2 separate regions of the Mus musculus genome follow, and region 2 is linked to region 1. Evidence: chromatin loops called from intact Hi-C (ENCODE). Cell type or tissue: heart. All regions are shown on one strand. Links, peaks and the distances in the headings refer to the core of each region. The heading gives the core; the rest is flanking DNA. Region 1 overlaps Tiam2 (T cell lymphoma invasion and metastasis 2). Region 2 has its middle 28 kb from the start of Gm25909.

Region 1 (8,336 bases), core at 12-8,011:
CTGCTGGATTCTGTCAAGTACTGAGTTTGGTGGTGTCTCAGTTAGGGTTTTACTGCTGTGAACAGACACCATGACCAAGGCAAGTCTTATAAAAACACAACATTTACTTGGGGCTGGCTTACAGGCTCAGAGGTTCAGTCCATTATCATCAAGGTGGGAGCATGGCAGCATCCAAGCAGGCATGGTGCAGGCAGAGTTGAGTTCTGTGTCTTCATCCAAAGGCTGCTAGTGGACTTCCAGGCAACTAGGGTGAGGATCTTATGCCCACACCCACAGTGACACACCTACTCCAACCAGGCAACACCTCCAGATGGTGCCACTCCCTGGTCCAAAAATATACAAACCTTCACAGGTGGGTTCCCCTAACTAGTGATTCCAACACTAAGGCGGGGGCACAGAGTGACAGAGGAGAGCAATTGCTTTGCAATGAACAGATATGTAGAGGCAGGGGAGTGCCTTGCTTTTTATGGGAAATCCTCTTGAGATGGTTTGTCCAACTAGGGCATGGTTTGTGTAGTAGAATCAGGAAATGAATCTGGACCGTTAAGTCATGTTCACTGCGGAGGGAAGTTAATTGGCAGACTGCCATTTTCATGTGGTGTCAAAGTGGGGAGACCTGACTCATATCCAGACTTCGGGGGTCAGAGCCCTTCCATACCATAAGGATTAGTTGTGCACACTTAAAGTTCTTTAGAATTTCTGCACCCCCCATTTTTCTCACCTGGAAAGTAGAGGGTAATGGGGGTGTGTACCTGAATAGGCTCTGAGTAAATTTGTAGCCGGGTGGGAGTTTATTTTATGTGGAGAATCTCCCTCTGATGGACAGTCAGGGATAAGAACAGGCAGGAAGCCATGGTGCAGCATGGATTTGAATTTCCTGAGTCCCTGCCCAACTTGCTCTCTTGAAGGACAGTAGGAAGTTGCAGTGATGTGGTTTAAGTTCCTTTCTGTGGCCTTCCTTTTGATGTTCCTTACTCTATAGTGACCTCTGCTGGGCTTTCCATTTGTTTTTGTTTTCAATATGCATTAAGAGGGGAGCCTTAAGCAGCTTAATTAGGCCAGTGCCCGCTTTTACTTGGTGCCTGGATCGAACCACTGCCAAAGTGATCCAAGTGCCCAGGAGAAGCGAGCCAGAGAAAGCCCTTACTCATGTGACAGGCCCACTTAGGAGAGAGTATCCCAGCCTGGTGTCCTAGGCTCAGGGCATCTGCCCCTGTCTCTTCCTCTCTTCCTCAGTGAGGGGAGGTCGGTTCTGGCTGTGCACATCTTTTTGGGAAAATATTCTGATCTTGACAGGTCCACGACAGGTCCAGTGATGACTTCAGACCTGAGCACCACATTTCCAAAGACAGGGACCCTTCCCTTCTCTGCCCAGGCCTGTTCTTCGGAATGGCTTTATCACATCAAGTTTGGCTTTGCACAGTTTACTTTGTGCTTAAAGATCAAGAAATGCATGGAGTTGACAGGGAGTTGACCCATCAGAGTGCTTGCTTTGAGGAGTGAGTTGCTTGTAGCACTGTGAGAGCACTGAATCTACAAATCTACACAGCTGCCATGCTTTCGAGCCTATAAGACGTCTCTTAATTGTGGGTGACTCCTTTGCTCATAAAAGCTCGTCTTGTTAATTAAGAAATATCGGTAATGAGAACAATGCTTCCTTTTGCAAAGTGGTAAACTGAGGCTAAGCAAGTTGAAAACAAAAGTCTGTTTGTTTTGAGACAGGATCTCACTATGTAGATGGCTGGTCTGGAACTTACTTTGTAGATGAGGCTCAAAATGAGTTCTGGCTTCAAACTCTGAGATCTCCGTATCTCTGCTGGGATTAAGGGAATACACCAACACATCTACCTAAATTAAACACTTTCCCCTGGGCTGCTAGTGTCTAGTTAAGTAGCAGCTTTGGAGTTAGGGTCACCATAGTGTTCCCGGAAGGATCTAACTCAAAGAAATGTTTGAGATGCTTAGTATAGGAGCAGATTGACACAAAGTGACTGGCTTCAGTGGTGAGGTTTACAGAAGTGTTTTGAAAAATCTCCTGAAGGTGGTACTCTTGGGGATGATTTCCTGACAGAGCGGCCATGTCTGACATACCTGAAAGATGGAGAAAGGATGTCCTCTTTACTAGAAGTTACATTCAAAAAGTTTAATTAGGAGGAGAGAGAATCGTCACACTTATGGAGAATTCAGTTTAGAGCTAATCTAGGGCACAGACAGACATCCACTTACTCTGGATGAGACAGACCCTTTGGAAGCCGGAAAGGGACTAAGGATTCAATGTACATTTCCCATTTCTCCATCAGGACTCTAGCAGTGAGATTGAGCTGATCTGAGTTGACCCCATTGCAGAGTAGAAGTCGTCTCCATCCCTGGGTTTGAGCTCCATCTGTGTAGAGTCTGAAGAGCCAAGGACTGGCAGATCTGCCCCTGAATAGTGTGTAGGACCAGTGTGGGATGTGTGCAAAACTTATAGTACAAACTGCTTGTATTAAGGGAGCATTTGCCGCCCCCCTCTGGTTTCTACTTTTGCTTATCCAACCTTTATTTTCTCACTGCACACAGGCCCATGACCTGCATCTGTATGGCTCCGCAGTAGACAGCGCGCTGCGAGACAGCATGTGGGAAGTCCAGACTTATGTCCACTTCCAGGATAACGAAGGAGTTACTGTGACCATCAAGCCAGAGCACAGGGTGGAAGATGTTCTGGCTTTGGTGTGCAAGGTGATGAATTTTGCTGTAGAAATACTTCCGAGTAGAGAGGGTTTGTTAATGGTGTATTCCTCTGCATTTGGTTTTGTGGGGGGTGTTCAAGACTCAACTTTCTACGCAGGGGAACATACTAACATTTTCTAGCTAGTATGTTAATTCTCCACCCTTCAGAGGAATGAGTCCTCAGGTCATGGTCCCACACTTCCATGAAGCCACATCGACTTAGAATCTGCATCTAGAGTCATTGTGACACCTGTTGCTGTTCACATTACATAGAGATGGCGTATCTTGGTGTGCTATTCAGTCCATAATTCATTACCACTCACAGTTGCTTTATGGACTTTATTCCCAGTCTAAAGAGGAACTATAGCATAAATCTATTCAGCACCGGCATGCCTAGCACTTTCAGACCACCAGGTGGCAGACAAGAGCTGGGAAATTTAAATACACTGGACTAGAGTCTGCTGACTTTCATGGTAGAATATTTTAACTCTTTTGTGCTTGGCCTTGAGGCTTTAGTTTGTATGTCTAATTGTGGTTATAAAGTTAACTGCATCCCCCAAGCTCAGTGTGTAAGCCTTTTATTTAGAAAAGCCTTTTATTCAGGTGATAAAAACTGTGATTAGCTTTCTGGGTGTTAAAAGGTGTGAGAGGTCACTAAATTCTGTTTGGAGCACAGGCTTCAGAGAAATGCTTTTCTGCTGAAAGTGTGGGGAAGAAAGAAAAGATACAAGTGAGGGAAAGAGGAGGTACACACACACTTAAATACACACATACACACACTCACACACATATACATACATATATATCACACATAAATATACATATACACACACATACACACATATATACATATACACATACTCACATACACATACATACACACACATATATACATATCCACACACATATATACATATACACATACTCACATACACATACATACACACATATATACATATACACATACTCACATACACATACATACACACACATATATACATATACACATACTCACATACACATACTCACATACACATACATACACACACATATATACATATACACACATATATACATATACACATACTCACATACACATACTCACATACACATACATACACACACATATATACATATACACACACATATATACATATACACATACTCACATACACATACATACACACATATATACATATACCCACAAACATACACATACATACACAAACACATACACACATAAACACACACACAGGGCAGGGGTGGGGGCTAGAGGGGGTTAGAATATATCTGCATTTAAACATTTTCCCTTTGAAAATACTTTGAAGTATGAAATTCTGAAGTCTGTATAACTTAAAATCTCTCTACTTTCCTAATGACAAACAACTTAAAGTTAGCAACCAGCACATGGCAGAGAGCTGTCTGTCTGAAGGGAGACGGTTGTGTAATAAAAGGTATCACTTGCTAGCAATGAGCCTTATACTTTGTGATGATAGCATTTAGAGGAGACCTTAAACAACGAATTTTGACCCTTGCTTTTCTTGTTTGTACATTTAAATTTCAGGTTTTCTGTAGTTCTGGACTGAGAAAATTATATGCAGTTATTTTGGGGGATTTTGATAGTGATCTGTCACAAGCCTCCTGAATGCTGATGCTTTTAGGATGGGCAGTTAGACTCTGAGTAACCAATCATTTTCTTTGTAGATGAGACAGTTGGAACCCACTCACTATGGTCTTCAGCTCCGAAAGGTGGTCGATAAAAGTGTGGAGTGGTGTGTGCCCGCGCTGTATGAATACATGCAAGAGCAGGCAAGTGGACCTGGAGGTTGAGAGGGGCTGTCCGACCACACCCATGCCCAACCTCACGTAGCCTAGGCTGGCCTTGAACTCTGTGTATCTGAGAATGACCTTCAGATTCTGTTCTGACCTTCCTGCTTCCATATCCCGTGTGTGTGGAATACAAGTGTGCGCCACCACCCCTAGTCTATGTGATGTTGGGGGTCAGACCCAGGGCCACACACGCTAAGTGAACACTCCACAAGCTCAGCCCTCTCCCCAGGCCTCCGCATGGCCTCTTAATTTGGGGGACTGTAATTTGGGGGCAAACTGTTCAAGTTTGGCATTTGATTTGTAACCAACCCTCATGTAAACAGTACTGTAAGTTTCCTGAGCGAAAGTGGGCCAACTTAATTCCACAAGGTGGTGTAGTGTTAGCCCCTGATTCTCCTGCTTTCTCTTTCTCCTTTCTTAGGTTTATGATGAAATCGAAGTTTTCCCACTCAGTGTGTATGACGTGCAGCTAACCAAGACTGGGGACATGACTGACTTTGGTGAGTGTCAGGAGCCCTCTCTTGTCCCCGGGAGACTGATGATCACCTTGCCCTTGGTCCCTCTCTCTCTTTTTTCATTATTATTTATTTTATTTGAATGGCCTGGTATGTATCAATACTGGGAGAGATGGTAAGGTAATTTCAGGAAATAACATAAGAGTTGGTAAGGCATGTGACATACTGGGGACAGTGCTAACAATAAATGGACTCTACCTGGTGCTACTCTTGGGTTCACCCAGGAGGCAAGGCTTCTTTGATCCAATTGTTGATTGCGATGTAAACACATGCGAATGTGCCACTTGTGCAGTGCCCAAGGAGGCCAGAAGAGGGAGCCTGATCATCTGGGGCTGGAGTTACAAGGTGTGCCACTTGTGCAGTGCCCAAGGAGGCCAGAAGAGGGAGTCTGATCATCTGGGGCTGGAGTTACAAGATGTGCCATTTGTGCAGTGCCCAAGGAGGCCAGAAGAGGGAGTCTGATCATCTGGGGCTGGAGTTACAAGGTGTTGTGAGCTGCTCAATTTGCATGCTGGGAACAGAATGTGGGTCATCTGGTGATCTTAACCAGCTAGTGATCATCTTAACCACTAAGCCATCTCTCCAGCCTCAAGAGGCTTCTTTTTTATGTCTAAAGTCTTACCAACTGGAATGCTGTCCTTTCCCAGGCCTTTCTCCCAGGATAGGAATCTTACCCGCCCTTTAAGATCACATGGACAGTCTAACTGGAATAAGCCTGATCTTTTGGCTCTATCTCCCTCTGACCTGAGTTTAGCGATTATAGGTCAACATAGGTGTTTAACTCTTATTTCCCTTGTCTTTATTGAATCTCCGCTCGAAGGTCTTTGTAGACTTGGCTCATGTCTTGCTGAGCACTGCAGTCTTCCTTTACCACTAGAACTCAGTAATTAGAGAAGGCTGATGAATACTTCCACAGAAAGGCTGGGTTTTGTTTCTTGTTTTTGTCATGTTACAAATGTCACAACATGGATTTTTGCTTCAAAATATTTCAAGTTGATAATATGCTCAAACTATGGTATGTTAAAATTTTATTCTCTGGACCCCTTTGTTGATCACACGATCAGGTTTGTTGGTTGATTTTGAGTCTTACCTTACTGGCCTGGTATCCCAGGATATCCTCAAATCTTGTTGTGATCCTCCTGCCTCAGCCTCCCAAACGCTAAGTTTAAGTGAGAATCCCCATGTCAGCTGTAGGTTGGCTTCATGTGGAAACCCTCCTTAGCCTTTCATCTGCTCCCACGCTACCACGAATGAGTCTTCTTCCCATCTGAGCGAATGAATATAGGCAGAGGTTCTTTTGTCGTGGTTGGCCAGGTGCTGCTTAAGGTTTAGAGAAGACATGGGAAAGAGGACATTTTCCCTGTTCTCTGGGGACTGATGGCATTGGGGAACCCGGATGGATAAGTATAGTCCTCACCATGGCAGTGTTCGAGGGAACATATGGTCTGAGCAGGACAGGTACTGGGTCTTGCATCTCAGACCTATATAAAGCACTGGACCCATTCAGGAGGATTTTCTCCTGTCATTGTGTGTGTGCATCTGTGCATATTTGTGTGAGTGTGTGTGTTTCTACATTTCTGACCTGCAATCCTCTAAGTCTTGATCAGGCTCAATCTCCTGTAGGACTGCTCATAGACTAGTGCTTGCCATGCATCTGGCTTTTTACACGGACTCCGGGGATTCGAACTCTGATCCTTATGCTTCTGCAGTGCACACTGTGTCTACTGAGCCCCTGCCTTTAACCATCTCAAAACACCTCACTCTGCTTCAGTAAGAGTATCTTTCAGCCTTATCTTAAGAAATAAAGCATCATTTTAGCCGTGGTGAGACAGAAGTAAATTATCCACACCCTTAATCTGTGGCAACAAAGCGTCTTCCTGTCCATCTGTGAATCACTCTCACTTCTCACTTGGCAAAACTGCAGCTCTAGCCACACGACGCTGGCTTTCCACTCCCTTCCCCAGCTCTCTGACAAGCCCACACTATACCCTTTGTCTTTATGAATTTGGGAACCCTTTGATATTCACCATTCTGTGCCAGACTATTGCACTTAGCATTGATGTCTTCAGGGTTCATCCTATTGCAGGATGTGCCAGATTTTTTTTTAAAGGCCAAGTAATGTTCTACTGACTGTGCACACCACATTCTGCATGTCCTTAATCTCCTCCTCTGCCAGCTAGGCCGTTCCCAGTGGCCGGCTGCTATGAATGTGCTGCTGTGTACAGTCGGAACTGTTGAATAACATTGCACACCCCTGTGTCTAAACTCTCTGGTCCGGTGGGTTCCTCTTTCCCTTATGCTTGCTAACTAGTGTGACTTTCAAAATAGTTGAAACTTACTTTCTCAACATGCTTGCGTTTACAAGACTGGATGCTCACGGACACCCTAAGAGGGCTGGGAAGACAACGAGAGGTAGACTTACACTCGATCATTATTTTCTCCCTCAGGGTTTGCAGTCACAGTTCAGGTGGACGAACACCAGCATCTCAACCGGATATTTATCAGTGATGTTCTCCCTGACAGCCTGGCATACGGAGGAGGTCTGTGTGGCGCCGCGTCTGCGCACTCTGAGGTTCTAACTGCTTCATGAGGTTGCGTGTGGTTTTGTCAGATGATGGTTTCTCTGGGAGTTTTTCACAAAGAATTGATATGAAAATACATGTGTGTGTGTATGTGTATGCACATTGTGTGTATATATATATATATAGAGAGAGAGGCTATTCATACAGATGTGTGTGTGTGTAAAGAGTATTCATACATATTGTGCAAAGATAATATGCATACTGACATGTGTAAAAAGATTATTCATACAGATGTGTATAGGTGTAAAGAGTATTCATACAAATATGTTTAAAGGGTGTATTCATACAGATGTGTGTGTATGTTTGTAAAGAGAGTATTCATACAGGTGTGTTTGTATAAAAAGAGTATTAATACAGGTTTGTGTGTGTAAAGAGAATATTCATGTAGATGTTCAGATAGAGGGAGGGAAAGAATTGTGAAACAGAGAGACCCAGAGAAAAGAGCTGACTAGCAGTTCCCCAAATGTGTCACATTCAAAACAATGTGCTTAACAGCAGCCTGGAGCTGGGCTTTAGTTTAAGCCTTGCAGATGCTATGTTTCCCACCTGGTCAGTGTTTGGCATTTGCAGCCTGCTTTCGTCTTAAAATGCGGCTCCGTAATCTCTTCCCCTAATCTTCCTGTTTGTTCTCAGGGCTGAGAAAGGGCAACGAAATCACAAGCTTAAATGGGGAACCAGTGTCTGACCTTGACATCCAGCA
Region 2 (8,336 bases), core at 15-8,014, 360 kb before region 1:
TAGTTTTACAAGGTCATTGTCTTCTATTCAGCCAGCTTTCCAAAGGCACAGAGAGGCCTTTTCACTGTAAGCTCAGCTTCCTGAATGCAACTAAGTTGTCTGTCACACAGTGGGCATCATGAGACTCTACTGCAACCCACTCTAGGATGTTTGAAAAAGCACAGTTGATTAAACAAGCTAAGGCTGCCATCTGAGCCTTGCTCAAGAGAAGCTGAGTCCTGTGTCTCCTAGAAACTGAGCAAAGCAAAGAACAAAAGGGGATTGCAACAGAGAACTGGTGAGCGGCACAGGCTAAGACCACAGCACACCAACTGTCCTGCTCTCCTCCTTTCTCTTCCACAGGACCCCAGTATGTCTCTAAAAAACAAGAGGAGGTGGCAGGGACCAAGCAAAGACAAATCAGCATTCTCCTGTGGGCTGCCCTTCCCAAGTCACTGCAGAAGAGCGGATGCCAGTCCAGAAGAGCTTGGGGGAGGATCTGGTAGAGGAAGCAGGGGTCTAGGGAGGAAAAAGGGGGCCTCGGTGCCCTTGCCAAAGACCAAGACACAGGATAGAAGCCCACTGCTTCCCCTGCCTTACCCCATTCCCCCAGCCAGAGCCATGGGTACCTGAAGTGAGTCTCCTACTCGGGGCACAGAGGACTCCCTCTCCAGACCCCTTTAGCCACTCCCTCCCCCCTGAGGCCACTGGACTTGGTGTCTGACCCTCCTGAAATTATGCCGGGGTACATTGAGGGTTAGGTCTCATGGGCAGCATCTCACTATTTCGCTGCTGCTTGGAGCTCCGGTTCTGGATGCTTCTCTGACTGACACATCTTGGGTAGGCACAGGGAGGGTGTGGGCCTCCACGAGAGTGTGCTCCTGTGCTTGCTGGCTTGCTTGCTCACTTGCCTTTTTTTTTTTTTTCTCCTTACTCCCCTTCCCCCTCGCCAGAGAAACTTCAGTGTGGTCACTGCTCCAGTTGTTGGTGGCAATGCTTCTAGTTTCCGTTCACTCTTGGTGGCTCACAGGCACAGGTTAGAGGACCACAGCTATTACAAATAGACAGGCACCAAACACCTGTTTAGACCTCCTGTTCAGGTCACCTGCCAGGGTGTTGCCAGGGCAGAAGCCCTTGTACTTGGGCCAGCCCTATCACTCAGCTTTGGTCACCCTGAGGCAGGGGGATTCCCTTGAGTAAGGAAGAAGCTGAGGCAGGGGGATGACATGGTTATGTAGCCACAGCCTCAATCTGCCTGTCAATCACCGGCCCCGCCCACTCAGCTGTGCTCGCCAATCAGAAAAAAAAAAAAAAAAAAAAACAGCTGGGCGGTGGTGACCCACGCCTTTCATCCCAGCACTTGGGAGGCAGAGGCAGGCGGACATCTGAGTTTGAGGCCAGCCTGGTGTACACAGAGAAACCCAGTCTCGAAAAAACAAAACAAAACAAAAAGCGAGAGGGAGCATTGCAGTGATAACCTGTCGCCACCGGGTGCCGTGCGAGAGCAACCGTCTCAGGGTTTAGCCCAGAGAAACCAAGTCTTGAAAAATCAACAAACAGGCAGGCAGTGGTGGCGCACGCCTTTAATCCCAGCACTTGGGAGGCAGAAGCAGGCAGATTTCTGAGTTAAAGGCCAGCCTGGTCTACAGAGTGAGTGCCAGGACAGCCAGGGCTATACAGAAAAACCCTGTCTCGGAAAAAAAGAAAAACAAACAAACACACACACACACACACACAAAAAGGGGAGCTTTGCAGTGACAACCTGTCGCCACCGGGTGGTGCGCCAAAGCATCTGTCTCAGGGTTAAGCCCAGAGACACCAAGTCTGGGAAAAAACAAAATTAAATTCAATAAAGAAATAAATAGATAAATAAATAAATAAAATTTAAACATTCAAAAATTAAAATTAAAAAATAATTAGAAAAAATACCGTCTTGAAAAAAACCAAAAAAAAAAAAAATAAATTTTGGAACGTTGCAGTAACAACCTGTCACCACCGGGTGGCACGCCAGGGCAACCGTCTCAGGGTTAAGCCGGGAGACACCAAGTCTGGGAAAAACCAAAACTAACTTCAATAAAAAATGAATAGATAGATAGATGGATAGATAGATAGATAGATGAATATTAAACATTCAAAATTTATTAAAAATAAAAATAATTAGAAAAAATAACAACCCAGTCTCGGAAAAAAAGAACAAAAAAGAAAAAAATGGGGGGCGGGGCTCAGAGGAACCAAAGCCAGGACAGAACTACAACTCCCAGCATGCCTCGGGGCTGAGGCAGGGGCATGCCGGAGCCTACACTGACCTGAGATGGCCGGAGAGAGTCTTCCTGTCCACGACCAGTGACTGCCTGCTTCCAATCTGTGGTCCCCGGGCCAGCGGCGCTTGCGGCAGCAGCAGAGAGACTCTGGGGGGCTTGGCAGGAAGTCCCGCCCGCTCGGCCACAATTGACGGCAGCGGCTTCCAATCGAGAAGCTTCTCCACTCCCTGTTTCCAGGAGCAGGAAACAGTGCCAGAAGTCCCGCCTGCCCAGCCGTGACTGGCAGAGGCTTCCAATGGGAGGCTGTATTTCTTTCCCCTACCACCTCCGCCCGTAACTGACAGAGGCAGCGTCTGAGGCTTTTTTTTCCCCTCGATAAAGGAATGCAGAGGCTTTAGGTCCACGCTGCGCGGTGGGCGGGGGCCTCATCCGGAGGGGCGCTGCGGGCAGAAGACTGCAGCCGCCGCAGGCCCCGCCCATCACCCGTCGATGCTGTCAGCCCCAGGTTCCTGTCTCTGCTTTTCCCCCCGCTCCGTTCCCGCTCTCCCCCTACCTCACACACAGTGCATGCTCAGTCCCTGCCTCAGATCCGTGACTCGCGGTCACGCCCCTGCCTCAGCTTCCACGTGTCACGTATTATAATCTATAAAAATAGTCATAAAGTAAAACGCCCCCCGCTGCCCATCGCGGGCATGACCCCGCCTCATGCTCACTCAGGTGAGACCCCACTATGGTCTCCCGCGTCTCAGCTGACGCCGTCCCCGCCCAACCGTGGGGTCCCGGGAAAAGTCAGGGCGCGTACTGCCGCCGCCATGACACCCACAGGCCAGCAGAGGGCGCCCTCGGCTCCCCTCACAGACGGCCCTGAGCTGTCTGCCCGCTGTGTGTGCGGGTCCCACGGGTGGGGGGCTGCGACCCCCAGGGAAGAAGATGTCCACTCGCCGGGCCACCCGGGGTCCCCAGAGACTGAAACCGCCCCACCCCACCCCGCGGAGAGATCCGCATCTGCAGAGACTCGGGCGGGCGGGCGTGATTTTTATATAAAATAAAAAAAGTCTCGTGTGCTTATCGTGTGGGAGCTCACTCTGTAGCCCAGGCTGGCCTCGAACTCAGAGATCCACTGCCCCTGCCTTGTCCCAAGTGCTGCTGGGATGAAAGGTGTGTGCCACCCCTGACTGGCGACCCTAAAACTCTTAAACCTCAAAAATAAAACCCTAGACTCCTGGGTCTGGTAGATTATCCTGATGATGATGATGAAGATGACGATGAGGATGAAGACAAGGAAGACACACTACCAGTGTCAAAGAAAGCAAAATTTGACTCCTAATAATAGCAACTGCCTGTGATCAGTACCTGTTGACAAAACTAGTTCTTTACCCCTCCCCCGCCCTACAAAATCCACATCAAAGTGCAGTGGTCTCTTGTGCATGACTGACACTGATCAGCACCACATTGGACTTCTGCTCATCAAGTGTCAATTCAATGGAGCAGGAGGAGGGGCATGCGGGGCAGTTAAGGGGAAGACATATAAGCCTGTGAGCTCTCCAGGTTGGACCACACATTGCCCTTTTCTCAGGGAAGGAAATGGAAATAAAAAGCCAACAGGGCAGGGGTTTTGTCAGTGGAACTCTGGAATCAGTTGCTACAATCAGAATCTGCTTTCTTGGACCATGTTTGAGACTTAGAGGAATGGGTCTTTCTGCCATAGTTCCTCACTAGTAAAGAATGCCAGCAGTTTCTTTGTATAAAAATCATACATTCTGAACATTTTAGTCAAGCTACAAGTTTGGAAAAACTTTTGTGGGGGAGGGGCAAAATAAAGTATCCTCTTTTTTTTTTTTTTTTTTAATCTGTCCCCTTCAAACTGCAGATTTTTTTTTTTTCAAAGTGTGGATTTGTCCCTACTTGATTAAAGATTGAGTGGGGAAAAAGAATTAAGGCTGGGGTGACGTTCTGTGGTTGGGTGCCCACCTAGCATGGATGAGGCCTGGGTTTAAGACCCAGCACTGCAAAAGGAATAAATGAATGGATCTGCTCAAGCCTCAAAGGCATTACCTCAAAAATAGACTTACAGAGTTGGGAGTGGTGGCCCAAACCTACAATCCCAGCACTTGGGAGGCAGAGGCAGGGTAACTGTATTGTCAACATTTTGGTGATGTGGCTCTAAATATGCAGTTAATACCCATGTGTTCCTTCTTTTTCTCAAAAACCTGAAGCCTTACTGGTGCCTATGGAGGAAAACGCAAACTCCTTAACTTGGTGTTCAAAATCCCCCCTCCCTTTCTTCAGACTCTGCTTTTTGATCTTCAGTTCGTGTCATTCTTGTTGAATTCCATTCACCATACTTACAACTCAGATCTGCTGGTTTCCCTTCCTAATTAGAGGTAGCACATTGAACCTGTGTTCCTAGCTCCTGCCTCCATGCACACTTGGTCCCCACTCTGCCCATGAAGGATCATTCTAGTCACCCTTGCACAGTAACCTCCCTTTTTGTTTGCTTTTTTTTTTTTTTCTTTCAGTTGAGTTGGTCTTAGGTGCTTGTAACTAAAGAAAGACTCCAAATTCTCATAGACTGGGGATTCCTGTTATAGGAGATGGTTAGTAGAACTCAACATCCTAGTACCTCTTCTCTTGTCACCTTGTTTATAGCAGTCTTGTTTGCCACCTCCTTCCTTTGATTACACGAATATATATATATTAGAGAGAGGGGGAAGGATAAGGAAAGAAGTAAATATATGTAAGCAAGACCAGCTTTCCCCCCAAATTTCCAGAGTACACTTGTGTGGAATCAGTAATTCTGGCTCTGAGTTGCTGGTGTGTGTGTGTGTGTGTGTGTGTGTTCCTTCTGCTGGAAAAAGCTATTCCAGAACATGTTTTTGTTGAAGTCTTCATTTTCTGCTCCCCAGTACCTAGATTATGGGTCATAACCTAATAGATATTTAGTTCATAGCCTAAAAGATGTTGACTGACTGACAAAAAGGGCATCCAGAACGCAAAAGGCCTGAGCTTGATGTCTCATTGACTCACTAATTGACATGCTTGATAGGAGGAGAGAATTGGCTCCTACAAAATTTCCTCTGATCTACACACACACACACAAATAGAATTAAAAATTAATTAATTAATTAGGAAAAACTTGTTAGTAAAGTTGTTTAAGGCTGTTTGTCTAATGTTACTGGCCTTAATTATACATTGATAGTGACTTACTAATAATGTCCCTTATGAATGATAATTTAGAATTGAAATTTGATAATTATTTAAGCTTAGTCATACTATCAAGATTTTTGTGTCTTGTTTGTTTGGACCAAATGCCATAACAGTCTCTCTGTATGTGAAGCAGTGAGTTCCACTTCTCTTTTTCCTGACAACTGATTTTAGATCATTTAGTTTTCTAATGTGTCTTGGTCTCCTTTACCCAAAAATCATGGGAGGAATACTTCAAAAAATAAAAAAGAAGTTCATAATAAAGACCTGGCCACAATAGATGGCAGGTCCTTGTTCCAATTCTGAAAGTAATTTTAAGTTCATCAAGTGTATTGAGTGAATTTGGTCAATATCTACTTAAACATGCTCTTATTTTTAGACATTGGCCTCAATATTTTAGTTTTAAGCAATTTTCAAAATATAAATCTTAGCCGGGCGTGGTGGCCCACGCCTTTAATCCCAGCACTCGGGAGGCAGAGGCAGGCAGATTTCTGAGTTCGAGGCCAGCCTGGTCTACAAAAGTGAGCTCCAGGACAGCCAGGGCTATACAGAGAAACCCTGTCTTGAAAAAAAAACCAAAAAATAAATAAATAAATAAATCTTGAAGGGAGGACTTTTCTTCAAATTTATATTGATTTTTATGTTGATTCCAGAAGTAGAATAATGTGAAAAGAAATTGTATGACACTGGATACATAATTAAACAGCTTTTCAATAGGCAAAGCCAGGCTGGATGTGGTAGATCACACCTGGAGGTCAGTCAGCTTGATTATGCAACAAAAGTCTCTCAAAAAAGAGAAAAAATAAATAAATAAAAGGCAAAACCATATATATCCCACTGACATTCCTTTGGGTCTTACGATATAGCTCTAGCTGACTTGGAAATGGCTACACAGGCCAACCTAGCCTTGAACTCACACAGATCTCCTACCTTCTACCTCCTAAGTGCTAGGATTAAAGGTTACACAGCTCTTTAACATTGGCAAATTTGATAGCTCCTCCCCAATTCTTGTATTTCTATTTCTTTTTATGAGCTACCTACCCTCTAAACAAAGCTTTCCTAATCAGCTACTCTCTTACCAGGTTTTAAAATGTCCCTTAAAATGCTGCAGAACTTTAGCTACTATGTAGTAAATGGTACTTGAGCTCTCAGCACCTTCTTCAGGAGGTTCTGGACTGTGGAGTTAGAGGAAATACCATAATTTCATCTTGCTTGGAAGAATCTCCTTCATGAATCTTTGAAACTGCCTGAAGAAGAATATTAGCCAACAAAATGGATCAGTGGGGAAAGGGTGCTTGCTGCCAAGCCTGATTTAGGTCTCTGGGATCCACATAATAGAAGGAAACAACTCACAGCCATAACTTGTCCTATGACCTCCACTCACATAAGGGATTCCTATCTTCAATAGTAATCAGAACACAAAAGTGAACTGGTGAAATGTTTGATGAATACTATTGTTTACTTTATAGACATTAATGTAGAATGCCAAATTTTGTAATTTTCCTAGAAAATTTCCAGTTTATGGCTTTATGTGTGAATTTGGCAAGAACCAATCAAATGGCATTGTATTCTCTCTCTCTCTCTCTCTCTCTCTCTCTCTCTCTCTCTCTCTCTCCTTTTGTTTTCTTTGGTTTGGTTTTGAGAAAAGGTCTCACTATATATATCCATGGTGACTTCAAACTCACAGTCCTGCCTTAGCCTCTGAATGCCACACTCACAGACATGTGCTATTGTTCCTGGCTTAGTTACTCTCTTAATAAATTCCCAAGTACATATAATATACTTTTTAAATCATTTTAATGGCACTAAACTTTAAGTACAATTTGATGTAACCTTTACAGAACTTTTTCAAAAAATGCTTTCCAATAAATTCCTCTAATCAAAAACATAAAGGGCGGTCCAGGCAATGGAAGCTTAAACCTTTGATCCCAGCACTTGGGAGGCAGAAGCAGGTGGATCTCTGAGTTTGAAGCCAGCCTGGTGTACAGAGTGAGTTCCAGAACAGCTAAGTCAGCCCTTTAATTAGAGATTTTTCCCATTGAGTTTTTTTTTTTTTTTTTTTTTTTTTTTTTTTTTTTTTGGGTTTTTGAGACAGGGTTTCTCTGTGTAGCTCTGGCTGTCCTGGAACTCACTTTGTAGACCAGGCTGGCCTCGAACTCAGAAATCCGCCTGCCTCTGCCTCCCAAGTGCTGGGATTAAAGGCATGCGCCACCACGCCCGGCTCCCATTGAGTTCTTTTTTTTTTTAAAGATTTATTTATTATATGGAAGTACACTGTAGCTGTCTTCAGACACTCCAGAAGAGGGCGTCAGATCTTGTTACAGATGGTTGTGAGCCACCATGTGGTTGCTGGGATTTGAACTTCAGACCTTCGGAAAAGTAGTCGGGTGCTCTTACCCACTGAGCCATCTCACCAGCCCCCCATTGAGTTCTTATGTTAGTTACTTTTCTCAATTTTGACAGTTACCTAGCAAAACACCTTAAGGGAAGGATTTACCTTGGCTCACAGTTAAGGGTTTAACTCATGATAGTAGAGAAGGCATATTGGCCAGAGCATAATGTGGCAGTTGATTACAGAGTTCTCAGCCAGGAAGCAGAGGTAAATGGTGCTGTTAGCTCTCTGTCTTCCTTTCAGTCTAAACTCCTAGCCCGCAAGGATGGTACTGCCTACATTCAGGGTTGGTTTTTCCCATTCTCTTAAACATTATTATTATTATTAGAAACACTATATTCCCACATGTGTGTCCATGTATGTGTCCATAGAGATTCTAAATTCAATCAAGGTCACAATAAAAATTATAACCATCACAGTTCTAGACAGTGAAACTGAATTGCCTCCTGCTAATATTGTGGGATAATCTATCAACACATTAATTCACATTGTTCTTAGTG

Evidence for each region. A loop is a pair of places that touch in the nucleus more often than their neighbours do. Peaks named below come from ENCODE experiments on the same cell type or tissue, not always from the same donor. Only the 100,000 strongest peaks of a DNase experiment are listed, where the experiment ranks them.
Region 2: a loop joins it to region 1, with 3 times the contacts of the local background. A loop is called at or near these places in 4 of 42 quality-filtered maps.

The regions. Positions count from the first base shown.
Region 1 is chr17:3,445,819-3,454,154 of GRCm38, forward strand. Tiam2 (T cell lymphoma invasion and metastasis 2) reads left to right here. Exons shown (of 27, transcript NM_001122998.1): 10 at 2,560-2,718; 11 at 4,414-4,518; 12 at 4,961-5,039; 13 at 7,502-7,594; 14 at 8,270-8,336. Among named protein-coding and RNA genes, the nearest start is that of Gm52295, 42 kb to the left of the region's middle. In heart, for the core only: CTCF peaks have their summits at 985 (motif pointing left), 3,110 (motif pointing right) and 5,393 (motif pointing right); a DNase peak (open chromatin) is centred at 5,423.
Region 2 is chr17:3,081,683-3,090,018 of GRCm38, forward strand. It overlaps the pseudogene Pisd-ps2. Among named protein-coding and RNA genes, the nearest start is that of Gm25909, 28 kb to the left of the region's middle. In heart, for the core only: CTCF peaks have their summits at 1,509, 1,831, 2,039 and 3,097 (motif pointing right); DNase peaks (open chromatin) are centred at 159, 859, 2,439, 2,999 and 1 weaker place; H3K4me3 peaks cover 1,923 bases; H3K27ac peaks cover 1,447 bases.